Linked DNA regions of Homo sapiens: region 2 is linked to region 1. Evidence: read pairs that join two places in POLR2A ChIA-PET (ENCODE). Cell type or tissue: Panc1. All regions are shown on one strand. Each heading gives the region's core, and the rest is flanking DNA. Links, peaks and the distances in the headings are about the cores only. Region 1 has its middle 160 kb from the start of LINC01429. Region 2 has its middle 33 kb from the start of LINC01429.

What was found. Peaks named below come from ENCODE experiments on the same cell type or tissue, not always from the same donor. Only the 100,000 strongest peaks of a DNase experiment are listed, where the experiment ranks them.
Region 2: POLR2A ChIA-PET joins it to region 1 with 15 read pairs; 2 of 35 experiments call an interaction of 5 or more read pairs at or near these places.

The regions. Positions count from the first base shown.
Region 1 is chr20:52,015,321-52,031,604 of GRCh38, reverse strand. No RefSeq gene overlaps it. Among named protein-coding and RNA genes, the nearest start is that of LINC01429, 160 kb to the right of the region's middle. In Panc1, for the core only: no CTCF peak of the experiment used is centred there; no DNase peak of the experiment used is centred there.
Region 2 is chr20:51,887,311-51,903,594 of GRCh38, reverse strand. It overlaps the pseudogene RNU6-347P. Among named protein-coding and RNA genes, the nearest start is that of LINC01429, 33 kb to the right of the region's middle. RefSeq lists enhancers at 9,877-10,377, 10,378-10,878, 15,385-15,885, 15,886-16,284. In Panc1, for the core only: no CTCF peak of the experiment used is centred there; no DNase peak of the experiment used is centred there; H3K27ac peaks cover 678 bases.

The sequences.
Region 1 (16,284 bases), core at 3,709-11,708:
TTATTTGGGTCTCTTTTATGGGGGCCTTCACTCTGACCAGATGGCTAAACTATCAAAGGGTTTTATGAGTAAAAACTGCTTTCCCAACTCGTAAGTTGTATATTTCTTTCCATGTTAATGTGAACTATCAACCCAGAGGCTTTAAATTGAAAACACAAGAGGTGTCCTGCAGCTGGGGCTCCCCCCGCCATCCCAGCATTGTGTGTGACCACAAGGGTGATGGGTGTTTGCAGAGAAAACAGCTGACACCCAGATGAGGACAATTTCAGCTAAATATTTAAAATGGCCATCAAGAAAGGAATGATTGATTGATTTTTTTTTTTTTTTTTTTTTTTGGTTCAGGCCATGATCTTTTATCAAGCTGCAGGCAAACATGCTTCCTACATAAATCCAAACTGTATCTTTCTTTTCTTCCATCCCATCCTGTGCATCCACTTTTCAGGGAGGCTGGGTGGCAAATTAAACATAATTAGATCAAATTCTGTGGAATCCAAAGTAGAAAAGGATGCTGTCTCTCAATGTTGAATTTCAAGTTAAATAGTCCTGAGACCTTGAATTGGCTGTATGTGTACACTTATAGTTTGTTTTGTATAATTCTTGAAAATTTTCATAAGAAATGATCAGGATGAGTTGATGCAACGAATATTTATGAGTGAAAACCAGGAGGCTGACACTGTTCTAACACTTAGCAGGCTGCGTGAACAAGAGAGCAGACACTTCATTGAGAAAGTGCTTATGTTCTAGTGGAGAGACGAACAACAAAGAACCCCAAAATGGCAGGTGGTAATAAGCAATGGGACAGGACAGTGGGACAGGGGCTAAGTGCATAGATTCTGCATGGTTAGGAAAGACCCCACTGGGGAGGTGATGACAAAGTAAAGATCTGAATGAGAAGAAGGAGAACAACTCAGGAAGATGTGGCTAGCGCTCCCATTAGACATGTAACGTGCAGCCGGGCGCGGTGGCTCATGCCTGTAATCCCAACATTTTGGGAGGCAGAGGCAGGTGGATTGCTTGAATCCAGGGATTTGAGACCAGCATGGGCAACATAGTGAGACCCTGTCTCTACAAAAAAATACAAAAATTAGCCAGGTGTGGTGGTGCACACCTGTAGTCCCAGCTACTCAGGAGGCTGAGCCCAGGAGATAGAGGTTGCAGTGAGCTACGCTTGCCCCAAATGTACTGTACCAGCCTGGGTGGCAGAGTGAGACTCTGTCTCAAAAAAAAAAAAAAAAAAGAAGTAATGTGAGCCATGTCTGTAATGCTAAAATTTTCTAGTAGCCAGATTTTAAAAAGTAAAAGGAAATGTATGGAAATAATTTAATATATTTTATATTTTTAGTTTATTTCTATTATAATTTATTATATATATTTTTATTTTGTTACTTATTTAATAATACTAGATATATATTTCTGAGACAGTGTCTTGTTCTGTCACCCAGGCTGGAGTGCAGTGGCACATTCATATCTCATTTCCACCTCGAACTCCTGGGCCCAAGCAGTCCTCTTGCCTCAGCCTCCTGAGTAGCTAGGACTATAGGCATGAGCCACTGTGCCTGGCCTATTTTATTATATTTAGATCCATATGTACTATTATATTTTCTAGTAGCTATATTTTAAAAGGGTAAAAAGAAATGGGTGAGCCGTATGCAGTGGTGTGAGCCTGTAGTCTCAGAGTTTCTCAGGAGGATGAGGTAGGAGGATGGCTTGAGCCTAGGAGTTTGAATCTACCCTGGGCAACATAATGAGACCCAGTCTTATAATAATATGAAGAAGAAAAGAAGAAGGAGGAGGAGGAAAAGGAGGAGGAGGGGGAGGAGGGGGAGACGGAGGAGGAAGAAAGAAGAAATGGGTAGAAACAATTTTAATATATTTTATTTTTATTTTTATTTTTTATTTTTTCTTCTTTTTTTTGAGACAGAGTTTCAGTCTTGTCACCCAGGCTGGCATGCAATGGCATGGTCTCGGCTCACTGCAACCTCTGCCTCCCAGGTTCAAGCGATTCTCCTGCCTCAGCCTCCCACGTAGCTGGGATTACAGGCATGCACCACCATGCCCAGCTAATTTTTGTATTTTCAGTAGATAGGGTTTCACCATGTTGGCCAGGATGGTCTCAAACTCCTGACATCAGGTGATCCACCTGCCTCAGCCTCCCAAAGTGCTGGGATTACAGGCATAAGCCACCGTGCCTGGCCAATTTTAATACATTTTGTTTGATTTTAATAATATATTTATTTGCATTGTCATCATTTTTATTTATTTTAAATTTTTAATTTTGCTTATTTGTTTATTTAATAATACATTTTATTATATTCAACTCATATGTAGTGTTAAATTTTCTCATAGCCAGTTTTAAAAGATTTTTAAAAAGAACACAGAAAAAACAGGTACAACAAGCCAGGCATGGTGGCACACACCTATAGTCCCAGCTACTCGGGACATTGATGTGAGAACACAAGTTGAGCCCAGGAGTTTGAGGCCAGCCTATGAAATGCAGTGAGACCCTGTCTCTAAATAAATAAATAAAAAGGAAAAAACCAAGTAAAATAATTTTAATAATATCTTTTATTTTTATTTAATCTATTTTTTTCCAAAATATTGTCATTTCAAAATGATTTTCAAAAATGTTTTTTAAAAAGTAGATGAAAGGCCAGGCGCGGTGGCTCAAGCCTGTAATCCCAGCACTTTGGGAGGCCGAGGTGGGCGGATCACGAGGTCAGGAGATCAAGACCATCCTGGCTAACACGGTGAAACCCCATCTCTACTAAAAATACAAAAAATTAGCCGGGTTCGGTGGCGGGCGCCTGTAGTCCCAGCTACTCGGGAGGCTGAGACAGGAGAATGGCGTGAACCCGAGAGGCGGAGCTTGCAGTGAGCCGAGATCCCGCCACTGCACTCCAGCCTGGGTGAAAGAGCGAGACTCCGTCTCAAAAAAAAAAAAAAGTAAATGAAATATTTTACATTCTTCTTTTCATACCAAGTCTTCACAATCGTGTGTATTTTACACCAACAACACACCTCAATCTAGACTGTAAATTCTCACTAGAAGTACTTGATCTGAATTCAGGTTTCATACAGTTGACAGTCACAAAGGTAGATTCCTATATCCCAGTTGTACTAAAGATACTTAAAAGTTTTCTAATAACTGAGTGAAGTTGTTAGATGTTTTCTAATTACTGAGTGAAGTTATTAGATGTTTTCTAACTACTGAGTGAATTTATCAGTTTTGAAGTTTTAATGCAGATTAAGTAAAATGAAAAATCCAGTTCTGGCAGGGCAAGGTGGTTCAGGCCTGTAATCCCAGAACTTTGGGAGGCCGAGGCAGGTGGATTATCTGAGATCAGGAGTTCAAGACCAGCCTGGCCAACATGGGGAAACCCCATCTCTACTAAAAATACAAAAATTAGCCGAGCGTGGTGGCATGTGCCGGTAATCCCAGCTACTCAAGGAGGCTGAGGCAGGAGAATCGCTTGAACCCGGGAGGCGGAGGTTGCAATGAGCCAAGATAGTGCCACTGCATTCTGGGGGAGAGAGCGAGACTCTGCCTCAAAAAAAAATAAAAAATAAAAATCCAGTTCCTCCCATGCACCAGTCACATCTCAAGTGTGGAGTCACCACCTGGGCCATGTGGCGACCTGATGGACAGCAGAAGTCTGGGGAAGGACATCAGAGGCCCAAGAACAACTAGAGCAAGCTCTGGAAGCTGGGAAGAGCTTGGCATATGCCAGGAGCAAAGGGTGGCCAGGAGCTGCAGGGCACCCAGACAGGGAGGAGCGGCAGGGATGGGCTGCCAACACCTTGCATCTCCTTGGATCCACAGGCTGGGTGAAGAGCTCGGATTGACCATACTTGTTAGTCCCCAGTTGGTAAGAGGGATGCAAGACCAGGATAAATTTCTCTGTGATAGCTTGGAGAGTACCGTATCAAGAGGAAAGTAACATGTCCATGACGTAGAACCTAGGAACACACCCTCAGGAATGTCCCAAGGTCATAAGGAAGCTCACGGCATGGCTGGAATGGCAAAATATTGCCAACAGCCTAAATATCCACCAGGCAGGGGAAGGGTAATAGACTGTGATCTGTTCCCAAAAGGATCATCACTGCAATTGAAAAGAATCATATGTGTCAACACGTCATATCTTTTTTTGTTTTGTATTTTGTTTTTTGTGTTTTTTTTGAGGCAGAGTCTTGCTCTGTTGCCCAGGTTGAAGTGCAGTGGTGCAGTCTCAGCTCACTGCAACATCCACCTCTTGGGTTCAAGCGATTCTTCTGCCTCAGCCTCCAGAGTAGCTGGGATTACAAGCACCCACCAGCACGCCTGGCTAATTTTTGTATTTTTAGAGAGGCAGGATTTCACCATGTTGGCCAGGCTGGTCTTAAACTCCTGACCTCAGGTATTTGCCAGCCTCGGCCTCCCAAAGTTCTGGGATTACAGGCATGAGCCACTGCACCCGGCCTATTTCCTTCTTTTTTAAGGCTGAATAATATTTTATTGTATGTATATACCACATTTTTTAAATCCATTCATCTGTCATCTGGTAAAGGCAGATAATTATTTTAAATATAGCAGATGGGGCTGAGCGCAGTGGCTCCTGGCCAACATGTTACATCTTAAAAACAAAAGGATGAATAAAAGAAGAAACTATGTATATAAATTAAGAATACCTTATAGCATTTAAAGATACAGGTAAATACATATACACACATAGACATGGACACATACATTTATTACTAAACTGATTAACATGGGCTGGAAGGAAACATCAGTTTCATGATAGCCATAGCTCCTGGGGAGGCATTGAGGTCCAGTGGGCTCAACTTTATCAGTACTGTCTTATTTTTAATTAAAATAGTATCAGCCAGGCGTGGTGGCTCACACCTGTAATCCCAGCACTTTGGGAGGTCAAGGCAGATGGATCACAAGGTCAGGAGTTCAAGACCACCCTGGTCAATATGGTGAAACCCCATCTCTACTAAAAATACAAAAATTAGCCGGGCATGGTGGTGGGCACCTGTAATCCCAGCTACTCTGGAGGCTGAGGCAGGAGAATTGCTTGAACCCGAAAGGTGGAGGTTGCGGTGAGCCAAGATCATGCCGTTGCACTTCAGCCTGGGTGACAGAGTGAGACTCCGTCTCAAAAAGATAAATAAATAAAATTTAAAAAAATAGTATATAAGATGCTACAACACAATGGTTATATTTAGTAATCTTAAGTAGTGAAGCTGTAAGTGTTTGTTATACTTTATTCTGTACTTTTCAGTTGCTTTAAATATTCTCCAAATTTAAATAAAAACAAACCTATGATAAAAGAAGAGAAAAGAAACCTCTTTCACTTCCAGCCCTCTATATTGTCTGTGCCTGTGTCTCCTGTAACCTTCCAGTGCTGTCCAGGGCTTACAATTAGAGAGTACAGATCTATTACATACAGTGTTTACTTATAACATTTTCTGGGGGGAGAAAAGTTTCTGGCCTCGTCCAGCAATGTCTAAGTCAGACAAGCAAGATAATTTTTAACTCTTTCCTCACTAGCATCAAGCCACGTATTTTTCTTTTCTTTTCCTGTGGCTTCAGGATTTTGAGCCCTACATGCTCCTCTACCTCTCAACATTTGGACCACTAAAGGCTAAATATGTTCCATGTTGAATGGAAAAAATAAGTAACGAATAATTTAAAAGTTGGCCACACAGTTCTCCATTGCTTCAAAGAAAATAAGTGTCTCAGCCGGGCACGGTGGCTCACGCCTGTAATCCCAGCACTTTCGGAGGCCGAGGCGGGCAAATCACAAGGTCAGGAAATCGAGACCATCCTGGCTAACACGGTGAGACCCCGTCTCAACTAAAAATACAAAAAATTAGCCGGGTGTGGTGGCGGGCGCCTATAGTCCCAGCTACTTGGGAGGCTGAGGCAGGAGAATGGCATGAACCCAGGAGGCGGAGCTTGCAGTGAGCTGAGATCATGCCACTGCACTCCAGCCTGGGCGACAGAGTGAGACTCCATCTCAAAAAAAAAAAAAAGGTCTCTTGTTTGTTTTCTGAAGCTCTAACTGCTTCTACAGGCTGTCTCTAAATCCATCACTAGCTGCACAGCCTTTGTTGTTCAACCTCCCCAAGCCTTAGTTTGCTCATCTGCCGTATCGGGATAATAATAATCGGACCTAGCCAGGCGCAGTGGCTTAGGCCTGTAGTCCCAGCACTTTGGGAGGCAAAGGCAGGTGGATCACCTGAAGTCGGGAGTTCAAGACTAGCCTGACCAACATGGAGAAACCCCATCTCTACTAAAAATACAAAATTAGCCGGGCGTGGTGGCACATACCTGTAATCCCAGCTACTGGAGAGGCTGAGACAGAAGAATCACTTGAACCTGGGAGGCAGAGTTTGCCAGGAGGCAGAGTTTGCCATGAGCCGAAATCACACCATTGCACTCCAGCCTGGGCAACAAAAGCAAAACTCCGTCTCAAAAAAATAAATAAATAATCAGACCTTCTTCACAACACCAATAGGAGATGTAAAGGTCTTAGTACAGTTTTTATTAAATACATTTGTATTATTTTTCTGGTATCTTGATCTCTTTTTGTCACTCGATATGACAGGGTAATTTTTTTTTTTTTTTTTTTTGAGACAAAGTCTCACTCTGTTGCCCAGGCTGGAGTGCAGTGGCACGACCACAGCTCACTGCAGCCTTGACCTCCCAGACTCAAGTGATCCTCCCACCTCAGCCTCCCAAGTAGCTGAGACTACAGGCACACACCACCACACCCAGCTAATTTTTAAATTTTTTGGTAGAAATGAGATCTCACTATGTTGTCCAGGCTGGTCTTGAACTCCTAGGCTCAAGCAATCTTTCAGCCTTGGCCTCTCAAAGTGCTGGTATCACAGGTGTGAACCACTGCACCTGGCCCTGGGTGACTATTTTGGATAGTGGCTTAGAACATAGGCTTTGTGGTCAGACAGGTGGGTTGTAAACCTAGCTCACCCACTTTTTAAGTGAACTTGGGTAGCTTACTAGCCATACAGGGGTTGAGAAAACTAAATGAGATAGTCCTTTAAAGATGCCAGCAGGAGACCTGGCATGTATGTGATCAATGCTACAGGGATGCCAGCTGATGCAAGGAGGACATGGTGCCGATTCATGTTGGACAGCAGCAGCATTTACAACAGAGAAAACTCTAGTATTTCCATGATGTTTGTCTACGCATACATATAGCACATAAGCCAACTTAGCCTTTTTGCAAATTCATTTAACAGTTTCTTATAGAAATATGTTATTCTGAGCCACATCAATATAAACCATCACACATTCTTTTTTAAAATATGCTGTACATTTAGAAGTATGGCTTGGCCTCCAATTTGAAGCTTGTCACTTTCTTTAGTGCCTCTAGTTATCACTGTGAGCCCATCAGCCTTGCTTATCCAACAAGTTTATGAATAGCAAATGTTGATGGCTTCATTGAGTTGTGACTATAAATGCAAGGAAAATGAGAACAAGGGTGAAGAGGTGGCTTCTTTATAACAGCTGTAATTTATCCAGGGTTTTGTGCTGGCCTTTGATTTGGGGGCTGACTCTGAATCTAGTGTTCCCCCGGATTGCATTAGGAGCAGCCCTTAGGGGTCAGATGGAATTCCAAGGTCCTGGAATTAGTTAGAAGAATGAGAATGCACATGTGTGAAGGGGCAGGGCAAGGGGCCTTTACAAAACTCATCCTTCAAGACCCAAACAACAGCTTTCTGCCCAGGTGACCTTGAGAGAGGACAGGGCCAACTTCTGGGACATGCAACCCTTGCAGTTACACAGGGCCCCGAGCTCAGACAGGTTCTAGCTTGGCTTAATGCTCTGCTGTGGCCATCTTGAAATTCTTAATAACATTTTTAACAAGAGGCCCTATGTTTTCATTTGCACCATGCCCTGCAAATTCTGTGGCTGATCCTGGGACCCTTGAGGACACTGAGGCTTTTGCTCACCCCTGGGCACAGTCGTGACTGTTATAATGAATGACAAGTATTTTGTACATCCGGGGAATAATACTGATCCCAAGTAACATGTATGAGCCAAGTACTTTACCCAGATGACCTTATTTAATCCGTCCATGGACCCATTTTAGAGGTGATGAAACTGAGACATGAAGATAATAATAACAGTTCACATTTATCAAGCATATGCATAATCTTACTTTTCACAACAATCCTTTACAGTGGCTCACGCCTGTAATCCCAGCACTTTGGGAGGCCGAGGCGGGTGGATCACGAGGTCAGGAGTTTGAGACCAGCATAGCCAACATGGTGAAACCCAGTCTCTACTAAAAATACAAAAATTAGCTGGGTGTGGAGGTGCACGCCTGTAATCCCAGCTACTCGGGAGGCTGAGGCAGGAGAATAGCTTGAACCCGGGAGGTGGAGGTTGCAGTGAGCCAAGATCACGCCATTGCACTCCAAGCCTGGGCGACAGGGCGAGACTCTGTCTCAAAAAAAAAAAAAAAGAAAAGCCTGTGAGCTTAGTACTATTGCTTGGCCACATTTTAATTCCTACAAATGCAAGCTATTAGGTTAAAAAAAAAAAAAGTAATCCAAAGAAAGCAGAAGGAAGAAGGTAATAGAGGTAATTTTTAAAATTATATAGCAAACAGTTTCACAGAAAAAACTAGCTAATCCAAAGCTGGTTCTTTGGAAAGACTAATAATCTACTAGTCTACTAAGTGCTAATAAAAAAGAACAAATGCATAAAAATATTAGGGATAAAAAGAGAGCATAACTGCAGATGCAGAAGAGAGTAATAACTGAAATTTAATACTGTAAAAAATTCATGCCAAAAAAAGTTGAACACTGCAAAATTAACAACTTCCTAGAGAAACATTATTTACCAAAACTGAACCAAGAGACTCCAGAATCCTAAATAGACCTGTGTTGAGAAAATTAAATTAGTAGCTAACATATATGCATACATGTGTACATGCATACATACATGCGTAAACATGCCCACACACACCAGACGTAAGCAGGTTTACACTTCTACCAAACATTCAAGAAACGTGAAAATAAGCCGGGTGCGGTGGCTCATGCCTGTAATCCCAGCACTTTGGGAGGCTGAGGCGGGTGGATCACGAGGTCAGGAGATCGAGACCATCCTGGCTGACACGGCGAGACCCCGTGTCTACTAAAAATACAAAACATTTGCCGGGCGTGGTGGCAGGTGCCTGTAGTCCCAGCTACTCAGGAGGCTGAGGCAGGAGAATGGCATGAACACAGGAGGCGGAGCTTGCATTGAGGCGAGATTGCACCACTGAACTCCAGCCTAGGCGACAGAACAAGACTCTGCCTCAAAAAAAAAAAAAAAAAAAAAGAAAAGAAAAGAAAAGAAAGAAAAAGAAACAGGAAAATAGGCCAGGTGCAGTGGCTCACACCTGTAATCCCAGTACTTTGGGAGGCCAAGGCAGGCAGATCACCTGAGATCAGGAGTTAGATACCAGCCTGGCCAACATGGTAAAACTTTGTCTCTACCAAAAATACAAAAATTAGCCAGGTGTGGTGGCAGTGCGCCTCTAATCCCAGCTACTCGGGAGGCTAGGGCCGGAGAATCACTTGAACCTGGGAAACAGACGTTGCAGTGAGCTGAGATCGTGCCACTGCACTCCAACCTGAGCAATAGAGCAATACTTCATCTCAAAAAAAAGAAAAAAGAAAGAAAAAAACAGGAAAATAGCGGCCACTTATTGCTGCCTGATACAGACAGCTAACATTTATTGGGCACTTACTGTTCAGTAAGCATTATGCTAAAAGCTGTCTGTGTATAATCTCATATAAGGTAGGTACTATTATCTTCATTTTACAGATAAAGAAACTGAGGCCAAGAAATTTTTTTTTTTTTTTTTTTTTTTTTTTTTTGAGACAAGAGACTCACTTTGTCACCTAGGCTGGAGTGCGGTGGCGCGATCTCAGCCCACTGCAAGCTCCACCTCCTGGGTTCACGCCATTCTCCTGCTTCAGCCTCCCGAGTAGCTGGGACTACAGGCCTGGGACTACAGGTGCCCGCCACCATGCCTGGCCAGGATGGTCTCAATCTCCTGACCTCGTGATCCGCCCACCTCGGCCTCCCAAAGTGCTGGGATTACAGGCGTGAGCCACCGCGCCCGGCTGAGGCCAAGAAATTTTAAGCATTTTGCCCAGAGTCCTACAAATGATAAATGGTAGATCTGGGATTTGAACTAAGTTCTCTGTCAACTCCACAACCAGCATTCATTACCATTACATTCAACTGCCAATCAGAACTGAATATGGGAGATCTTGTAGTTTGGGTTAAGCAGAGAAAAGAGCAGGGCCTTCGTGGTCTCTGGTTTTCTTGGTCTATTTCAACCCCTGGGATATTCACTAATCACCTAGTTGAGGTTTCAGCACCCATAGAGCTCACATTCCAGTGTTCTTGAATTAGATGCTCTTATTTGATTATCCTCCTAAGAGATAGCGGCTATTGTCATGTGAAGGCCATTGTCCTTTGGAATCTGAAGGTAATCAAGTTTGGAGGCATGACCTGACTGATGGGTATTTCAGCCACAAGTTTAAGAACAAAAAGACAGATGCATAAGAATTATGCGATGTTCATAGTTTCCACATGGAATCCCATTATGAAAAAGGCCATTTTCCATTTTTAAGAAACATACATCTATGGAGAGTCTCCTAGGGTTGGTTGTGTGCTATCGTGATTAATTCCCATATTATTCATGAGGCCATAGGGCTCAGGGAGGTAAGGGAAGGTGTCCAGAGTCATACAGCTAAGGAGTCTGGAGCCAGCCAATCGACTCCCAAATCCAGTGGTCCCATGTTCATTACAGTGGCATTGGATGCCATGGAATTCCAGTCCAGAGAAGGAAGAGTTGGTTTTGTGGAGTTTGTTGTGCTGGTACTTCTCCTCCATACAGGACAGATCTAGATTTTGTGGAACCTGAAACTTTACAATTGGAGGGGGTAGGGACCTCTAAAACAAACCCTATAAAAACACCTTGTGTTTGCAAATTTTACAGACACATGTCACCATGTGACGACATTGCTAAGGCCCCTGCTGGGGCTATGAAAGAGGCCCTGAAACTTAAGCCTCACAAGCCTAACAAAGCCATTGTGGCCTCTATTTATACCGTGTTTTCTAATTTGTGTTTTGGGGATAATAATAACAGACATGGTGGACTAGAAAAAAAAAAGGGATATGGAAGCACTCAACTATATTATTATTATTATTTTGCATTTTTGTTTTGTTTTGTTTTGAGATGGAGTCTCGCTCCATCAGCCAGGCTGGAGTTCAGTGGCGTAATCTCGGCTCACTGCAACCTCTGCCTGCCGGGTTCAAGTGATTCTCCTGCCCCAGCCTCCCAAGTAGCTGGCACTACAGGCACCTGCCGCCATGCCTGGATGATTTTTGTATTTTTAGTAGAGACGGGGTTTCATCATGTTGGCCAGGCTGGTCTCGAACTCCTGACCTCAAGCAATCCACCTGCCTTGGCCTTTCAAAGTGTTGGAATTACAAATGTGAGCCACCGCACCTGGCCTCAACTGTATTATTTATTCAGTGTTTTCAATAGGCCAGACTTCTGCTGAGTCTTTTTTTTTTTAATTTAAACCTAAGTCCTGTTAGAAGTAACTTTTTTTTGAGATGGAATTTCACTCTTGTTGCCCAGGCTGGAGTACCACGGCATGATCTTGGCTCACCAAAACCTCCGCCTCCCGGGTTCAAGCGATTCTCCTGCCTCAGCCTCCTGAGTAGCTGGGATTACAGGCATGCACCACCATGCCAGCTAATTTTGTATTTTTAGTAGAGGCAGGGTTTCTCAATGTTGGTCAGGCTGATCTCGAACTCCCGATCTCAGATGATCTGCCCGCCTTGGCCTCCCAAAGTGCTGGGATTATAGGCGTAAGCCACCGTACCTGGCCCAGAAGTAACTTTTTTTTAAGTTTAAATCTGTTAAATCTTATGTCTCTGAAGTAAGTATGATTATTATGCCCATTCTACAGATGGAGGGACTAAGGCTCAGAGAATCTGAGTGACTGGCTCTGGGTCACATAGGTGGCAACCGTATAATTGAGACTCAAACCAGTTGTTCTGATTTCTGGACTTCATTCTACCTCTTTGTTTCAGCCAGGATATTCATCCCAACTTAGAACTTTTGTGGTGCTGCTCACCCTCTGCTCTGATACCCACCATGGCTCACTAGTGCCTGTATACATCATGACATTGGATCAGCCAATGATATAGAAAGCGGTATTTCCCAAAATAGCCACACATTTTAAAAACCAATTTGGGAAATTATTTCACAAACAGATTTTATGGCCTCGATGCATGAAAACCTGAGAGTACATTTGCAGATTTTAATTTCAGTAAATATTTGGCATAAGCATTGATGAAACGAGACTTATATAGTTTACAGCCAAAGGTGCACTTTTTTTTTTTTTTTTTTTTTTTTTTTTTTGAGACAGAGTCTTACTCTGTCACCCAGGCTGGAGTGCAGTGGCACGATCTGGGCTCACTGCAACCTCCACTTCCTGGGTTCAAGCAATTCTCCTGCTTTAGCCTCCCGAGTAGGTGGGACTACAGGCGCACACCACCATGCCCGGCTACTTTTTGTATTTTTAGTAGAGACGGAGTTTCATCATGTTGGTCAGGCCCATCTTGGCCTTCCAAAGTGCTGGGATTACACGCGTGAGCCACCGCGTCCAACCAAGGTGCACTTTTTATCATGAAACAAGTTGGGTTTTACAGAAAACTTGCAAAGACAGTACAGCGTGTTCCCATATACCCCTCCTCGCTTTCCCCTCACTGGGGATACATATGTCACTGTTAAGAAACTAACCTGGGTATGTTATTATTAACTAAACTACAGACCTTTATTTCAATTTCATAAAAGGTACATTTTTTTTTTTTGAGACAGCATTTTGCTCTTGTAGCCCAAGCTAGAGCGCAGCGGTGCGATCTCAGCTCACTGCAACCTCCACCTCCTGGGTTCAAGCCTCAGCCTCCTGAGTAACTGGGCTTACAGGTGCCTGCCACCACGCCTAGCTATTATTTTTGTATTTTTAGTAGAGATGGGGTTTCAACATGTTGGCCAGGATGGTCTTGAATTCCTAACCTTGGGTGATCCACCTGCCTTGGCCTCCCACAGTAGTGGGATTACAGGTGTGAGCACCGCCCCCGGCCCAAAAGGTGCATTTTTAAAGGACTTTCATAGCTAACTTTTGTTGTACACCTATTGTGTGCCACGCATTGTGCTTAACACTTTATATCCCATTTAATTCATGTAGCCACCTGGTGTAACAGCTACTTTCCCCATTTTACAGACGGGAACTCTGAAGTCCAGAGTTCACTATGCAGCAGCTAATAAGATGGGGTTTGAATCCAGGCAGCCTGACTCCAGAGTCCCTGCCTCAGATCATCACATTAGGGCATTCCTTGTATTTTCTATCCTTCAAGCTACCCAGAAAACTCAACCCAAGCCCAGGGACATATTCACTCATTCATTCATTCATTCATTCATTCATTCATTCACTCAACAAATATTTTATTCCCTCCTCAATTTCTTCAGACTCCATCACCACCACCACTGATCTGCCCACTTCAATGAACTCAAATGGCTTGAAACATAAGGGTCACAACTCCAGTGATCTCAGGGGGCCCTGGCATGGGTCAGAAATGTGTGCAGTGGGCCAGGCAGGAACTCTGGTGACGACGAAGGCCATTCTCTCTCCAGGGGCTGTGTCTGTGTGTCTTGCCAGTCAGCCTCTCGCTGTTGCCCCCGTGATCCAGACAATGGTCCCCATGCAGAAATGCAGGCCCCAAACCACCCAATTTTTCCATTTTTTAAAGAAAAGCCAGAAGTTTTCATTTTATATGAATTTTACCAACCTTCTAAACTCTTTGTAAGTGAAAACCTATCTGTGGGGCCAGGCGCTATGGCTCATACCTGTAATCCCAGCACTTTGGGAGGCCAAGGCAGGTGGATCACCTGAGGTTAAGAGTTTGAGACCAGCCTGGCCAACATGGTGAAGCCCCGTCTCTACTAAAAATACAAATATTAGCCAGGTGTGGCTGTGGGCGCCTGTAATCCCAGGTACTTGGGAGGCTGAGTCAGGAGAATTGCTTGAACCTGGGAGGCGGAGGTTGCAGTGAGCCAAGATCACGCCACTGCACTCCAGCCTGAGTGACAGAGGGAGACTCCACCTCAAAAAAAAAAAAAATCCATCTGTGAGTCAAAGAGGGGCCATAGACCAGTTTATAATCCCTCTCATGACTTGATTCCCTCATCATTCAAATGCAGATAAGAAAAGTTACCATGAGATGTAATTGAGTTCATGTTTGTAAAGCATTCAGAACCGGGCCTGACACAAGGTAGCAGCTGCTCTCATTCTTGTAGATTTTTAAATAATAGTAATAAATTAATTCAAGGGAGAGACCTATTCAGTCTGAGTCATCAATGGCCTTTCCCTCCCTCCACAAACCCCAAAGTGTTGACTTACTGAATCTTTCAGTTTTCGTCTGTGTTTAGTCTTGTTGACACAGCCTCAGTGCTTGCACTGGAGTACACCGGGGCCTCACTCCCCAGTCATGTGGTTGGAGTCATCGAAGTCCCTCACTCACATTACAAAACACAAAAAGGAGAAACTTCACTATCCCCAGTGAGGTCCCTATGTGCATGCTGAGGCTCACCTTACAGAGGCATTATATGCTCTACCGGGTGTGGTCCTCCCGCCGATAATGCCACCTGCAACAGCCACATCATGCGTTAAAATAGGAGATACCTATTTTATTTTATTTTATTTTATTTTATTTTATTTTATTTATTTTTTGAGATGGAGTCCCACCCTGTCGCCCAGGCTGGAGTGCAGTGGCACAATCTCCGCTCACTGCAACCTCCACCTCCCCGGTTCAAGCGATTCTCCTGCCTCAGCCTCCCAAGTAGCTGGGATTACAGACATGCACCACCACACCGGCTAATTTTTTGTATTTTTAGTAAAGATGGGGTTTCATCATGTTGGCCAGGCTGGTCTCGAACACCTGACCTCAAGTGATCCGCCTGCCTTGGCCTCCCAAAGTGCTGGGATTGCAGGCGTGAGCCACCACGCCCAGCTGGAGATACATATTTTAATGTATTACACTCTTTCATCAAAAGACGTAATGCAAGAGAACTGACCTTTGGTGGAGACAGATGATCTGCCCACTATTTTCTATTTCTAGCACTGGAAATCAAAAATAAGGTTTTGCTCAGAAAAGTCTGGACGCTTCTATCTCTGAATGAGTTCCGTGTAAGGTGAGAGAAGCTCTCCCCATGATACTGTTATCCTTGGATGGCAAAGTACACCCTGCACTTGGCACTGAGACAGTGCCTGCATTCAAAACACGTGGAGAACATAATTTGAAGACTCAGGTATGGCCAGCAGTGCCAGAGGGGTAGAAATAAGTCTAAGGCTGGCGAATGAATCATTGCTCAGCTGTACCTTGGGTTGCCTGGTCTGCAGCCCCAGGGTGGACTGGAAGGCTTCCTTCATTGGATGGGAAATCTCCCGGTGCTGGGACTGGACCCACAGTTGTGGCAGAGTTGAAGGGGCAGGTGGCCCTTGTGGGCCCTGGGTGTGGATCTTGGACTCTCCCAGCTCAATTTTTGGAGAATCATCACATTTCACCTGCAGGATTATCTGGATACAAGGAGAGAAATCAAGTCAATGGCCAAAGCCATCTCCCTTCTGCATGTTGCCGTAAACATGTTATGTGACACACTCAAGTTTGCATTTTCTTTGAATTTCTGAAATTAGCCACACAAGTAGTTCAGCTGTTTCCTGCAGCTTCATCAGGGTCCGTGTGCCTAATTCAATAAGAATTGGAATTTTAAAAATAGACAAATAGCAATTATACCACTTATTCAAACCAAGCAGCCAAAGCATGTTTTTTTCCTGACCCAAGGTGGTCCTTTAGAAATATTTCCAACAGATTGTAGGAGTGTGTGTGTGTGTGTGTGTGTGTGTGTGTGTGTGTGTAGTATCAGTGTGTGAGGTTTTTGTTAAAAATTTTTAAACACAAAGGATAGGTTAGCAATCTAAATCTAAATTAACTTCTTGAACTGTGCACACATTTAAAGCTTTTTATTAAATTTTCTTTCTTTGTGTGTGTTTTTAACTAACTGATAAAAAAGATCAGTCACGGGCATGTCAGTAAGACAGAGTAATGTGGTACCTTAATATTTGTCATCATTGCCTAACACACCCTTAGAAAACGAACAGCAAAGAATGCAGCTTTTCATGCGTTATCAGCCATCCCAA
Region 2 (16,284 bases), core at 4,588-12,587, 130 kb after region 1:
CAGGAATTCAGAAAGGGCATAGTGGAGACAGCTTTCTCCGTCCACAATTATTGGGACTACAGCTGTTAAGAGTCAGAGGCTAGGCTGGGCGCGGTGGCTCACGCCTGTAATCCCACCACTTTGGGAGGCCAGGGCAGGCGGATCACCTGAGGTCAGGAGTTCGAGACCAGCCTGGCCAACAGGGCAAAACCCCTGTCTCTACTAAAAATACAAAAATTAGCGGGGCATAATGGTGCGCCCCTGTAATCCCAGCTACTCGGGAGGCTGAGTCAGGAGAATCGCTTGAACCCGGGAGGTGGAGGTTGCAGTGAGCTGAGGTCGTGCCATTGCACTCCAGCCTGGGCAAAAAGCAAAACTCCACCTCAAAAAAACAAAAACAAAAAAGAGTCAGAGGCTGAGGACAGATCACATGCTCTTTGTCACCCAAGTGCAGCTGAGGCTGTCACTCACTCAGAACCTCTAATGTGGCTTCCTTGTGGCTTGGGCTTCCCTCAACATGGTGGCTGGATTCCAAGGGCAAGCATCCCAAGAGACAGAAAGAGAGCTGGGCAAAAACGGACCCTCAGAAGCGACATTACATCACTCGGCTGTATTCTGTTCACTAGATGTGGGCATGCAGACCAGCCCATGCTCAAGGAGAAGGAAACTAGCTTCATCCTCTGCAGGGAGGAGCGTCAAGGAATTTGCAGACACATTTTTAAGTCCCTGTGCTCCCCCTTACCTTGCTTTCTTTTTCTTTAGAGCTCTATCATTTCCTGAAAGATTGTGTATCTATTTCTGTTTATTGTCCTTCTTTCCCATCAAAATGTCAATATCTGGGGCCGAGTGCGGTGGCTCACACCTGTAATCCCAGCACTTTGGGAGGCCGAGGCAGGCGAACCACGAGGTCAGGAGTTCAAGACCAGCCAGGCCAACATGGCGAAACCCCGTCTCTACTAAGAATACAAGAATTAGCCGGGTGTGGTGGTGCGTGCCTGTAATCCCATCTACTTGGGAGGCTGAGACAGAAGAATCATTTGAACTTGAGAGGCAGAGGTTGCAGTGAGCCCGGGTCATACCACTGCACTCCAGCCTGGATGACAGAACAAGACTCCATCTTGAAAAAAAAAACAACCAAAAAGTCAATATCTGCCTTGCTCACTCCTGCCTCCCTTTTGCTTATAGGCATGTGTAATACATAGTAGGTGCTCAATATATATACACATATGAAACGCTTTGTGAATTTGCCAGTCACCCTTGCTCAGGGGCCATGCTAATCTCTGTATCGTTCCAGTTTTTGGCATATGTACTGGTGAAGCCAGCAGTCAATATATATTTTTGAATGAGTCAATTACCATGTATTCATCTCTGATAGATTTTGAAAACAATCAAACTGTTTGCTGAGAATCCAAAGAATTGGATTGAGAGGCCAGGCACGGTGGCTCACACCTGTAATCCCAGCACTTTGGGAGGCTGAGGCAGGCAGATCACCTGAGGTCAGGAATTTGAGACCAGCCTGGCCAACATGATGAAATCCTGTCTCTACTAAAAATACAAAAAATTAGGCTGGGCGCAGTGGCTCAGGCCTGTAATCTCAGCACTTTGGGAGGCTGACGTGGGCGGATCACAAGGTCAGGAGTTTGAGACCAGCCTGGCCAACATGGTGAAACCCTGTCTCTACTGAAAATACAAAAATTATCTGGGCGCGGTCGTGGGCGCCTGTAATCCCAGCTACTCAGGAAGCTGAGGCAGGAGAATTGCTTGAACCCAGTAGGAGGAGGTTGCAGTGGGCTGAGACCGTGGCATTGCACTCCAGCCTGGGTGACAGAGAGACTTGATCTCAAAATTAATAAAAATACAAAGAATTAGCTGGGCATAGTGGCGGGCGCCTATAATTCCAGCTACTCAGGAGGCAGAGGCAGGAGAATCACTTGAACCTGGGAGGCAAAGGTTGCAGTGAGCCGAGATCATGCCACCGAACTCCAGCCTGGGCAACAAGAGGGAAACTCCATTTAAAAACACACACACACACACACACACACACACACACACACAAAGAATTGGATTGATGGGGAGATAGTCTATTCATGGAGAAGAAGAGCAGAGAAGCTTAATGAAGCAATACCCTGTGACCGTGACTGTGAGGACTCCATAGCTGAGGGCATACAATAGGGTTGCTTTCCCAACTGGCCTTCACTGCAACCAATCAGGTTTCTAGGAGCAGGGGCAGCTTATCTAGGAGTGCCTTGGCACCCACTTCTTGGGATTATCTCTGATCTATACAAGTGAGAGACTTGCCTTCCCAAATGGCCTGCTTTTTCCGGAAGGGAAAGAAGTATGTCTTATTTTCTTGGCATCCTACATATAATGTAACATACTTAAAACTCAGGCCGGGCGCTGTGGCTCATGCCTGTAATCCCAGCGCTTTGGGAGGCCGATGCAGGTGGATCACGAGGTCAGGAGTTTGAGACCAGCCTGACCAACATGGTGAAACCCCGTCTCTACTAAAAACATAAAAATTAGCCAGGCATGGTGGCACGTGCCTGTAATCCCAGCTACTCAGGAGGCTGAGGCAGGAGAATTGCTTGAATCGGGAGGCAGAGGTTGCAGTGAGCCGAGATTGTGCCACGGCACTCCAACATGGATCACAGAGAGAGACTGTCTCAAAAAAAATAAAAACAAAAAACTCAGTAACTACATAATTGAGGGTCACCAGGCATGGTGGAACACTAATAACAGCTGTGGGGGTTTTTTTTTAGTTTTTTGTTTTTGTTTTGAGACAGTCTTGCTCTGTGGCTCAGGCTGGAGTGCAGTGGTGTGATCATAGCTCACTGCAGCCTCAAGCTCCTCGGCTTAAGCAATCCTCCTATCTCAGCCTCCCAAGTAGCTAGGATACAGGCAGACACCACACTTGGCTAATGTTTTGTACTTTTTGTAGAGACAGTGTCTCACTATGTTGCCCAGGCTAGTCTCCTAGGCTGGACAACATAGTGAGACCCTGAGCTCAAGTGATCCACCCACCTTGGCCTCCCATAGGATGACAGGCGTGATCCACCATGCCCAGCACAACTATTATTTATTGAGTGTGTGCTGGGTGCCAGGTACTTGTGTTAAACATTTGATGTGTACTGCCTCTGAATCCTCAAACGGCATTATGTTCATTTCATAGATGAGGAAATTGAGACCTAGAGAGATAAAAACAAAGGTCCAACACGTGGTGGGGCCCTAGTTAATATTTGTAGAATGATTAGATTCCAATTATCTGGTTATGCCTCCATATTTATACACTGGACCACCATATACTGTGTGGAGTACATAATTGTGGATATAATAGGAGTGTATAATTTAGGGGTAAATAAATGTATCCTTTGGCCACAGGCTACTAGCTCCTGAGAAGCCACATCCTGACTAAATCAGCAGAAGCCACGTCATCCAGAGATAATGGGATGGAGACAGGGGTGCCTCTGAGGCTGAGGTGACTCCCATAGGGATGGGTAAGTCTGTTTTACTGTATTAATACTGGGCAGCTGAGGTGCAGTTTGGGAATTTTAAGCAAGGAAGAAGGATGTACATATCTGTGTGATTCTGTGAGAATGGCGGCCCCTGGAGCTGTGCGGCACATTGCTCTCGTCTTCCCGGCAAAATTTTTCCTCCATCAGCCATCCCACTACCTTTGGGGAACTTCTTCCTGACTCCACTAGGGCATGGGGAAGCTGTCAATCATGTTGCCTTACTGCACACGCCCCATCTACCCACCCAATTCAGCCAATCAGAGACCTGTATTCCACGCCCCTACCATCAACACTGCCTTCCTCATGGTTCAGGGATGAACAAGAAATCACACTACACTAATCAGAGCACTCCCTGAAATTCCTCTGCCCCTGCTAGTGTGGAGAATACCGTTACCTTTAAAGTTTAAGAAAAAACTCTCCACATCAAGGGGCTTTAGATCTATGTTATCCTCAGGCCGGGTGCAGTGGCTCACACCTGTAATCCCAGCACTTTGGGAGGCCAAGGCAGGTGGATCACTTGAGGTCGGGAGTTCGAGACCAGCCTGGGGAAATCCTGTCTCTACTAAAAATACAACAACAACAAAAATTAGCTGGGTGTGGTGGCACTGCCTGTAATCCCAGCTACTCAGGAGGCTGAGGCAGGAGAATCACTTGAACCCAGGAGGCGGAGGCTGCAGTGAGCCGAGATCACGCCACTGCACTCCAGCCTGCTTGACAGAACAAGACTCCATCTCAAAAAAAAAAAAAAAAAATCTGTTATCCTCACCCCTACCTCTATCCCACAATGTCAATCTACCTAATTGCAACTTCCTGAAGGCAAAGAGAGATTTCTGTCCTTCCCCACAATGCCCATCCTCCCAATGCTAATTTACATCTATCAGTTTATTAGACTTGGCAGGGAGGGCCTAGCAAAAGAAAGTATCGGCCTCTTTCCATTATATTTTGGGCACTCTTTTAAAATACTTAAAACCTGGGTGCGCTTTGGTACCAACAGAGACCATGTTTAAACTTGGATGCTGAATTCCCAGTAATGAAGGCTTTGAAGCATCTTGTCAGGCTTTCATTCCTGTCTACTGCACAGTGATTCTGTGCTAGTCATTGTGCTAAGCACTGGGATACAGTAAGAAGACACTATACTAGAATTTGCAACCCACCAGAGGAGCAGAGCAGTAGAGTTCAGCTCTCTTTGTCTCTATGAAAATTGTTTCCTAGGCTGGGCGTGGTGGCTCACACCTGTAATCCCAGCACTTTGGGCGGCTGAGGTGGGCGGATCACCTGAGGTCAGGAGTTCGAGACCAGCCTGACCAACATGGAGAAACCCCATCTCTACTATAAATACAAAATTAGCCAGGCATGGTGGCACATGCCTGTAATCCCAGCTACTCAGGAAGCAGAGGCAGGAGAATCACTTGAACCCAGGACGCAGAGGTTGTGGTGAGCTGAGATTGCACCATTGCACTCCAGCCTGGGCAACAAGAGTGAAACTCCATCATAAAAAAAATAAAAAAGAAAATTGTTTCCTAAACCCACCTCCTAAGAGCCCCTATGGTACCCTGTTAACCCCACCTGGTGGCTTCAAACCTGTCAGCCCCAGCATCTTCCTCAGAGTACATGAAATTCTGGTAATTCTTCCAGAAGATTCTCTCAGGTTTCTCCTCCAACCACGCTCTCGGTTCATTTAACTTGAAGCAATTTAGAATTTCAGAGTTTGACTTTATTTTGTAGTGTTTATTTCAAAACAAATTATGTTCCTTATTTAAAAATTCAAATACTGTATGAATATATGGTATTAAAAGTCTTCAACATGGCCAGGCACAGTGGCTCATACCTATAATCCCAGCACTTTGGGAGGCTGAGGTGGGTGGATCACAAGGTCAGGAGTTCAAGACCAGCCTGGCCAATATGGTGAAACCCTGTCTCTACTAAAAATACAAAAATTGGCCGGGCGTGCTGGCACACGCCTGTAGTCCCAGCTACTCGGGAAGCAGAGGCAGGAGAATCACTTGACCCCAGGAGGCAGAGGTTGCAGGGAGCCGAGATCCTGCCACTGCACTCTAGCCTCGGAAACAAAAGGAGACTCTATCTCAAAAAAAAAAAAAAAAAGTCTTCAGTATATCTCAGGGAAACCCACTATTACTAGTTCAGTGTATTTTCTGTCTGACTTCTAAAAATTTCTAAATTAACATATATTATTTATTATCTTTTAGAGGAATCATACTCTTCATTTTTCAACTAGCCTGTCCTCAAAACACATTTAAAATATGTGAGGTCCAGTACAATATCATAGGCCACATGTGGGAATTTAAATTCAAATAAATAGCGGGGTGCAGTGGCACACACCTAACATCCCAGCTTCTTGGGAGGCTGAGGAAGGAGAATTGCTCGAGGCCAGAAGTTCAAGACCAGCCTGGGCAAGATTGCAAGACCCTGTCTCTAAAAATAAATTAATGAATAACATAAAATAAATAATTACTTTAGTTACATTACACACTCAGTTTCTCCATTGCACTTGCCACGTTTCAAGTACTACATGTGACTAGTGGCTACTGTATTGGACAGCACAGCATAGAACATTCCATCATTGCAGAAAGTTCTATTGGGTAGCACTTTCTAGCACTGGTCTACATAACTTTCTATGTCATTACATAAACTTTCTGCCTCATTTTTTTTTTTTTTTTTTGAGTTGGAGTCTTACTCCATCACCCAGGCTGGAGTGCAGTGGCCCAATCTTAGCTCACTGCAACCTTTGCCTCCTGGGTTCAAGTGATTGTCCTGCCTCAGCCTCCCAAGTAGCTGGGATTACAGGTGTGCACCACCACCTGGCTAATTTTTGTGTTTTTAGTGGAGATGGGGTTTCACCATGTTGGCCAGGCTGGTCTCGAACTCCTGACCTCAGGTCATCCACCCGCCTCGGCCTCCCAAAGTGCTGGGATTAGAGGCATGAGCCACCATGCCTGGCCATTCTTTTTTTTTTTTTTTTTTTTTAAATTAGTCCCTCACTTTTCCATGTGGATATACAATATAATTAATCACTTCCCTACGGATGGACATTGAGTTTATTTCCAATTTTCACAGTTGCAAGCAAAGCTGCAAAACACATCCTCACGTAGAAAAATTGGCTTGCTTATGACATGACTCTCCAGAATGAAGTCCCAGAATTGAAAATACTCAGTAAAAAGCTACAAACTCAGCTGGGCGCGGTGGCTCACGCCTGTAATCCCAGCACTTTGGGAGGCCGAGGCGGGCGGATCACGAGGTCAGGAGATCAAGACCATCCTGGCTAACACGGTGAAACCCCGTCTCTACTAAAAATACAAAAAATTAGCCGGGCGTGGTGGCAGGCGCCTGTAGTCCCAGCTACTCGGGAGGCTGAGGCAGGAGAATGGCGTGAACCCGGGAGGCGGAGCTTGCAGTGAGTGTGGAGATCGCGCCACTGCAGTCCAGCCTGGGTGACAGAGCAAGACTCCGTCTCAAAAAAAAAAAAAAAACTACAAAACTCGATTCAAATTTTCAGTTGTTAAAATAGAACCTTTGTTCTTCAGGACCTGAGACTGAAGGAAGATGTTCTCATTGGTCAGTATGTCTGATTATATGTCAATATAGGGTAAAAGAAAGGAAAATAGTTTGTAGCTTTGGGTAATTTTAATATCCATAAGTTGTAGCAGTATAATTTTTAAAGTTGCATTTGAACTGGAGGTTTGGTTTTGAAACCACTGGAGAAAGTAAAAAATTAGAGCTGGGCGTAGTGGCACACACCTGTAATCTCAGTCACTAGGGATACTGAGGCAAAGCCTGGGTGACAGAGCAAGACTCTGTGTCAAAAAATAAAAAATAAAGAATGAAATATAAAGAAAGTAAAAAATTACATATAATTAAAAAAATTGGCTTCAAAACGAAGTCCCAGCTGGGCATGGTAGCACATTCCTCTAGTCCCGGCTACTCAGGAGGCTGAGAGAGGAGGATTGCTTGAGTCTAGGAGTTCAAGGCCGTAATGCACTATGTGAATAGCCACTGCACTCCAGCCTAGGCAGCATAGCAGGACCCTATCTCAAAAAAAAAAAAAAAAAGTGGAGGGTTACATGTACCAAATATATCAATAAATTGTTTTGAAAGATAATTCTTGGCTGGGTGTGATGGCTCATGCCTGTAATCCCAGAACTTTGGGAGGCCAAGGTGGGTGGATCGCTTGAGGTCAGGTGTTCAAGACCAGCCTGGCCAACATGGTGAAACCTGGTCTCTACTAAAAATACAAAAATTAGCCGGGTGTGGTGGTGGGTGCCTGTAATTCCACCTACTCGGGAGGCTGAGGCATAAGAGTCGCTTGAACCTTGGAGGCAGAGGTTGCAGTGAGCTTAGATAGTGCTACTGTACTCCAGCCTGGGAGACAGAGCAAGACTCTGTCTCAAAAAAAAAAAAAAAAAAAAAAAACAAACCCCACAAGGAAAGAAAACTGGCACAGGCTGGAAGACACTAAAGACAAAGAACAGTCACATGCAATGTGGGACCCTGGGAGGGATCATGGAACACAAAAGAGACATTGAGGAGAGCAGCAATGAAATTTAAATGAGGTCTGTAGTAGTAGTAGTAATGATAATAATGTACCAGTGTTGAAATTTTCTGTTCTTGGTCATTGTACTCTATAAGTATGCAGACTGTTAGCAATAGAAGAAGGAAGGTGAGGATACAAGAGGACTCTGTACCATTTTTGCAGCTCTTCTTAAGTCTAAAATTCATACTAAATGAATACTTTTTAAAAATTAAATGTTGGTGCCAGGTGCAGTGGTGCGATCACAGCTCACTGCAGCCTCTACCTCCGGAGCTCAAGCAATCCTCTCACCTCAACCTCCCGAGTAGCTGGGACTGTGGGAATGCACCACCACACCTAGCTAATTTTTAAGTGTTTTGTAGAGACAGAGTCTCACTATGTAACCCAGTCTGGTCTCAAACTTCTAGGCTCAAGTGATCCTCCCTCCTAAACCTTCTAAAGTGCTGGGATTATAGGTGTGAGCCACTGCACCCAGCAGGCCCTTTTATAAGGGGCCAAATCCCCTCTACAAGGGCTCTAATCTCATGACTTAATTACCTCCAAAGGCCCCACCTCTTAATACTGTCACTCTGGCCATTAAGTTTCAACACATGAATTTTGGAGGAAATATTTAGACCATACAAAGGGCTTAGTCTTATGGGCTAGAGCAGGGGCCCCCAACCCCCAGGCCGTGGACAGGTACTGGGCTATGACCTGTTAGGAACCAGGCCACAGGGCAGGAAGGGAGTGGCAGGTGGGCGAGCGTTGCCGCCGGGGCTCCACCTCCTGTCAGATCTCTCTAGGCATTAGATTCTCATAGGAGCGGGAACCCTATTCTGAACTGCGGATGGGAGGGATCTAGGTTGCACGCTTCTTATGAGAATTTAATGCCTGATGATCTGAGGTGGAACAGTTTCATTCCAAAACCATTTCCCCCAACCCATCCCATCCATGGAAAAATTGTCTTACACAAAACCAGTCCCTGGTGCCAAAAAAGTTGGGACCCACTGACTAGAGCTCTGAGTTTGAAGACACATATTGGGAGGAAGTACCATTGGATCTCTATATTCTACATTCTAGCAAGAGCGTGGAGGGGAGAGGAAGGGAGATACGGAGAGATGGCAGGCGACAGCAGAGCTTACATTTATAACGATGACTCATTTTTGTATAGTACTGTATATACGGCTTTCAAAGTCCTTTTCCAACACCCATCATCCCAGCACTCAGGAAGGACGGAGGAGGTAAGAGGAAGTATCTGAAGCTCAGGGAGTTGAAGAGAAGCCTGATGCAGAGACATAGAGAATGTGTCATTGCAAGGTCACAGACCCTAAACAAATGAATAAATAAATAAGTGCTTTCTGATGACCAAGTTGGCTGGAGGAGCAAGGTAGTATGGAACTGGTGAGGAGAGTGAGGGTGACTTGGAGAGGTACCTGTGCCAGAATAACTCTAAATTTTATCGTTATCCGAAGTATATGGTTCTTGAGGATTTTGGCAAACTACTTTTCCGTTTCTGCAATTTTGGTTCTGAAGGTAGACATGAGCTCATAAACACAGAGCTAAAGATTTTCTTTACAGTAAACAAATACTAGCTCAGCCAGGAGATCCAAGTTAACATCAACAATGATAAGTCGTGTTGATAGAATGTACCTTTGATCTAATGTGATGAGAATGGCTTTACCTCTGTGGTTTTCCTTCCACAAACATTTAACAACAAATAAATCCAAATTGAGGGACATTCTTTTTTTTTTTTTTTTTTGAGACAGAATCTCACTCTGTCGCTCAGGCTGGAGTGAATGGCAGGATTTCAGCTCAATGCAACCTCCGCCTCCCGGGTTCAAGCCATTCAATTGAGGGACATTCTACAGCATATTTGCCCAAAGCTCCTCAAAACTGTCGAGGTTTTCAAAACAAGGGTAGTCTAAGAAACTATGACAGCTAAGTGTAACCTAAAGAGACATTAGAACTAAATGTAATGTGGTGGTTTAGATAGGATCCTAACGCAGTAAAAGGACATTAGGTAAAAACCAAGGAAACCTGAATACAGTATGCAATTGAATTAACAATAATGTATGGCTGGCCGGGCGCAGTGGCTCACACCTGTAATCCCAGCACTTTGAGAGGCCAAGGTGGGTGGATCACCTGAAGTCAGGAGTTTGAGACTGACTCATGGCCAACATGGTAAAACCCCATCTCTACTAAAAATACAAAAATTGGCCGGGTGAGGTGGCTCATGCCTGTAATCCCAGCACTTTGGGGGGCCAAGCTGGGTGAATCACTTGAGGTCAGGAGTTCAAGACCAGCCTGGCCAACATGGTAAAACCCCATCTCTACTAAAAATACAAAAATTGGCTGGGCGCAGTGGCTCACACCTGTAATCCCAGTACTTTGCAAGGCCAAGGCGAGTGAATCACTTGAGGTCAGAAGTTTGAGACCAGCCTGGCCAACATGGTGAAACCTTGTCTCTACTAAAAATACACAAAATTAGCCGGGTGTGGTGGTGGGCGCCTGTAGTCCCAGCTAATGAGGAGGCTGAAGCAGGAGAATCAATTGAACCTTGGAGGTGGAGGTTGCAGTGAGCCAGAATTGCACCACTGCACTCCAGCCTGGGTGACAGAGCAAGACTCCGTCTCAAAAATAATAATAATAATAAAATAATAATGTTTGGCTAATAGTTTAACTGATTAAAACAAATGTGCCATGCTAATGTAAGATGTTAATAACAGGGAAAACTGTGTTTAGGGTATATGGTAACTCTTAGTACAATCTTTTCAATTTTTCTGTAAACCTAAAACTGTTCTAAAATTAAAATTTTATTTATGAAGAAGAGAATTGGCTGGGCGCAATGGCTCATGCCTGTAATCCCAGCACTTTGTGAGGCTGAGGCAGGTGGATCACGAGGTCAGGAGTTCAAGACCAGCCAGGCCAACATGGTGAAACCCCGTCTCTACTAAAAATACAAAAATTAGCTGGGCGTGGTGGCACATGCCTGTAGTCCCAGCTACTCAGGAGGCTGAGGCAGAAGAATCGCTTGAACCAGGAGGCTGAGGATGCAGTGAGCCGAGATCACGCCACTGCTCTCCAGCCTGGGAGACAGAGCGAGACTCCATCTCAAAAAAAAAAAAAAAAAAGACAATTGACTCTAAAGCAAGAAAAAAAAAACAAATATTTCAGAGTTTATAACATAAGTAGTAATAAAATCTATGACAAATACAGTGCAAAAGACATGGGGAGAGGGAAGTATATTGCTACAAGATTTTTATATTATATGTGAACTGTTATCATTTGATGGTACATTGTGATAAGCTGAAGATGCATACTTTATACCTTAGAGCAACCAAAAAAAAAAAAACAAGATATAGCTAATAAACCAGTCATGGAAATAAAATGGAATCCTAAAAAATAACTCATTCCAAAGGGAGCCAGGCAAAAAGAAGGAAAAAGAATAGACTACAAATAGGACAATAAAAAATAAAGAGCAAGATGGTAAATTTAAGTTCAACCATATAAAAAATTCCTATAAGGGTAAATGATCTAAATATTCCAATTGAAGTCAGAAGTTGTTGGTTTTGTAAGAGAGCAAGACCCAACCATATGCTGTCTCTAAGAAACTCTGCTTTATTTCTTATTTATTATTTTTTTGAGGTGGAGTCTCACACCACCTTAGGTGTGTGTTACTTAGGCTGGAGTGCAGTGGCACAGTCTCAGTTCACTGCAACCTCTGCCTCTTGGGTTCAAGTGATTGTCCTGCCTCAGCCTTCCAAGTAGCTGGGATTACAGGCGTGCGCCAGCATGCCCAGCTAATTTTTGTGTTTTTAGCAGAGAAGGGGTTTCACCGTGTTGGCCAGGCTGGTCTCGAACTCCTGACCTCACGTGATCTGCCTGCTTCAGCTTCCCAAAGTTGTGGAATTATAGGCATGAGCCATCGCACCCAGCCTGAAACCCCACTTTAAATATAAAGACCAGGTAGATTAGAAGTAAGGGATTGAAAAAGATACTCCATGCAAACACAAAGCCTAATAAAGTGGATTGGCTGCATTAATTTCAGATAAAATAGATTTCAATTTGAGAAATATTTCCAGGGAAAAAATGGGACATTTCAAAATGATAATGGAGTCAATTCACCAAGTGACATAATCCTAAATATGTATATCCTGATAACACAAAACTAAAACAATAATACATGCACGTGGTTTGGAATTCAAAACAAAAATATGAATTCTGATTGGCATATGAAGAGGGAATTGATCCATAGGAAGAACTCCTATAAACTGAGTTGCTGGGTGAAAGTGTATGTTTAAAGTTTGGCGAATATTGCCAAACTGCTCCCAAATGAAGTTATACCAAGTTATAACCAAGTTGAAGTTATACTAAGTAATTGCAGAAATTACTTTTGCACCAACCAACTATAAATTGCCATTAAAAGTAAGGCAAAAAAGTGGTCGGGGACAGTGGCTCACACCTGTAATCCCAGCACTCCATGAGGCCGAGGCGGGTGGATCACCTGAGGTCAGGAATTCGAGACCAGCCTGGCCAACGTGGTGAAATCCTGTCTCTACTAAAAATACAAAAATTAGCCAGCCTTGGTTGTAGTGCCTGTAATCCCAGCTACTGGGGAGACTGAGGCAGGAGGATCTCTTGAACCCAGGAGGCAGAAGTTGCAGCGCCTGTAATCCCAGCTACTGGGGAGACTGAGGCAGGAGGATCTCTTGAACCCAGGAGGCAGAAGTTGCAGCGCCTGTAATCCCAGCTACTGGGGAGACTGAGGCAGGAGGATCTCTTGAACCCAGGATGCGGAGGTTGTAGTGAGCCGAAATCACACCACCGCACTCCAGCCTGGGTGACAGAGCAAGACTCCATCTCAAAAATAAAAAATAAAAAAATAAAAATAAAAATAAAGTAAGGCAGAAACTACAATTACTTTTGCACCAATCTAATACTTCTCCAACAATAGGAGATGGAAAAGTACAAGAGCAACTGCTGTTAACAATAACCACCCCCCTGGCCGGGCACGGTGGCTTACCCCTGTAATCCCAGCACTTTGGGAGGCCGAGGCTGGTGGATCACAAGGTCACGAGACCGAGACCATCCTGGCCAACATGGTGAAACCCTGTCTCTATTAAAAGTATAAAAATTAGCCGGGCGTGGTGGCGGGCGCCTGTAGTCCCAGCTACTCGGGTGGTTGAGGCGGGAGAATCGCTTGAACCCGGGAGGCGGAGGTTGCAGTGAGCTGAGATCATGCCTTGCACTCCAGCCTGGGCAACAGAGCGAGACGCCATCTCAAAACAAAACAAAACAATAACCACCCCGATAAGAATAACAGCTAAGATTTTCTGAGCATGTACTGTGTGCCAGGCTAGAATAAACACGTGCCTATCTATCAACCTTTTACTCCTATGAGAGAGGTGCCCCGCTTCTTCCCCATTTCACAGAAGATTGCTGGGTAGAGGATTATAAAAAGCACTGTGGGTGCAGGGAGTCAGACATGCCAAGTTATGATTACCAAAATCCTGGAAATCTTTCCTTATACACATTTTCTATTTTTCCTGTGTCCTCAGGTAGCTAAAAATGAAGCATAGAGTGGCCCGTTCATCTTTCATCTTCCCCCTCTCTCGGGATTGCTTTGCTTTGCTTTACTATTTTGGCTCCTGAGACAAGAAGCTACATTCCAATAAAGCTTTCTTAATGGACACTGAAATGGGAATTTCATATCTTTTTATGCATCATAAAATATTCTTCTTTTGATTGTTTCTCAACCATTTAACCCAAATGAAGTGTTTTACCTTTGTGTATGTGTGTGTATGTGTGTGTGCACTACACACAAACTGAACACTGCGCCCCTCCCTTTCAAAGATCTTCAACCACCTCTGCACCCCTCCCCCTAACGGGCACCAGCTTAACTTTCCTTCCATTGTGAAAAGAAAATTCCATGAATGCAAAAGCTGAGACTTGTGAATTTCTTTTTTCTCCTCAAGGTGCTTACCTAAGGTGAGCTTTACGATTGAAATGCAAAGAGTCATCAAACACATCTCAGTCGCATTAGAGGAGATAAGCAGTTATCAGATGGTTTGACTGATTGGATGCCTAAGTACTAGGGGAAGGAAACCACTTTCAATATTGCACATTGCGGGGCTTATAACAAACTGTGTCTGGCCTGGCAGTTATCCTTGCTAACTTTTACTTTGGGTGTATTAATTTTTTATTTTTCTACCAGTAGCAGCCAACACAGGTTTTCGTTTTACAAATTAAAGGGCCGGAAAATCTTTCCACTTTGTTCCTGCCAAGGGAATCCCAGATCACTCCAGGTAATCCCCACAGTAATCAGAGTGGTCTGTTTTCTAAAATGAGGGTATGGGACAATATAAGGTTGTTTGTAGGTTTGCTTCCAAGATGCAAGCTTCCATTTCCAGAAATTCCAAAGAATTGAAAGCCATCGGTGAAAACTCCTGTAGACTTAGAGAGAAAAAAAAATCAAATCCCAACTGGTCCCAATGCATACAAATCATTTTTAATCAGTTTTTACTTTCTTTCTGAATAAAGACATTCTCAGAATTTGAAAAAGTGAGACCAAGGCAAGAGGATTGCTTGAGACCAGGAGTTCAAGACCAGCCTGGTCAACATAGCCTGATGCTCACTACAAAAAAAAAAAAAAAAAATTTTTTTTAAAGTCCATTCACTGGACAAGTTGTAATGTTCGCTATAATCATATAATCATAAAAATGACAAGGATTTAAAAGCCAGATTTCAATTTGTTGAGAAAGAGTTTAACAGGCCATGGGGGTGGAGGAGGCTGGAGAGGTTTCCTTCCAGTCTGTGCAGGGTAACTTGAAGGAAAATCCTGACTCCAATTATAAAGCAAGGACAAATCCTCGAATCCTTTCAATATATCCATCTTCCCTGGCCAAATTGTATTCTTTCTCCTTCCCTCCACCCCCTTTTGCATTTCCATCAACAATACGGCTATCGGCTGAGCCCCTTGGTCAGCAAATAAAGGCAGAGGGCGAAGTAAATTTGCTTCCCAGCAATTATTTTTGTGAGGTCATGGAGTGAAGCGTTAAAAGAATACTACCGTGGAGGGGAGTATTCAGTAACTGTATGATCTGTGCTGCAAAACTGACAAAAGAACTCAGCCAGTCTTTTACTTTCAGACCCACAGAAATCATTGACCACGGGGTCTTTGTTCCCTAAATTCATCTAAGAGGAATCTTTCACATGAACGCCCCTGCATGGAAGCTAATCCCCTCCGCCCTCGGCTTCCCGAAGAAAGTCCATTTGGTCATTTGCTCTGTGTCTACACCTGCAAATTATCAGGATAATTTTGATCTTAAGAAAATAAAAGAACAAATGGGTAGGGGGAGGGAAGGAAAGAAAAAATCCAGTAAGGTCTTTAGTATCTAGAGCAGGAATTAGCAAAGTCTTTCTGTAAAAGGGCAGGTGGTGAATATTTTCAGCTTTGCGGACCCTGTGGCTTCTGTGGCTGGACCACTCAACAACACGAAAGCAGCCCTGGGCAATACTTTTATATAAATTATGGTGGTGACTGTTCCAAAGAAGTTTTCTTTGTGGACACTGAAATTTGAATTTTATATAATTTTCATGTGTCATAAAATATTCTTCTTTTAATTGTTTCTTTTTTTTTTTTTTGAGACCGAGTCTCACCCCATCACCCTGGCTGGAGTGCAGTGGTGCGATCTTAGCTCACTGCAACCTCCGCCTCCCGGGTTCAAACAATTCTCCTGCCTCAGCCTCCTGAGTAGTTGGGACTACAGTGTGCACCACCATGCCCGGCTAATTTTTGTTATTTTTAGTAGAGATGGGTTTTCGCCATGTTGGCCAGGCTGGTCTCGCTCGAACCCCTGACCTCAGGTGATCCGCCTGCCTTGGCCTCCCAAAGTTCTGGGATTACAGGCATGAGCCACCTCATCTGGCCTTCTTTTGATTGTTTCTCATCCAATTAAAGAAATATATAAAAGCCATTCTGTTCACGGGCAGGCTTGGCCGGGACTGTGTCTTACAGAGCCTTGATCTAGAACAATCTAGCCTTAGAAATGCCTTTTGGTCTGAGTGTTGTGAATCCCGTTGAATGAGTCTCACAGGGAAGTGTGGGCACTTGAAAACCCAGCTGGGCAATGATTTCTGGATTTTAATATCCTATTCAAAATATTAGGAGGAATTCCAGGAATTCAAGCCAGGAAACTAGACACCATGCCACATACACTGAAGAGTCCTTATCAGGCTTTTAATTGCAAATTAACCCATCCAGATCCT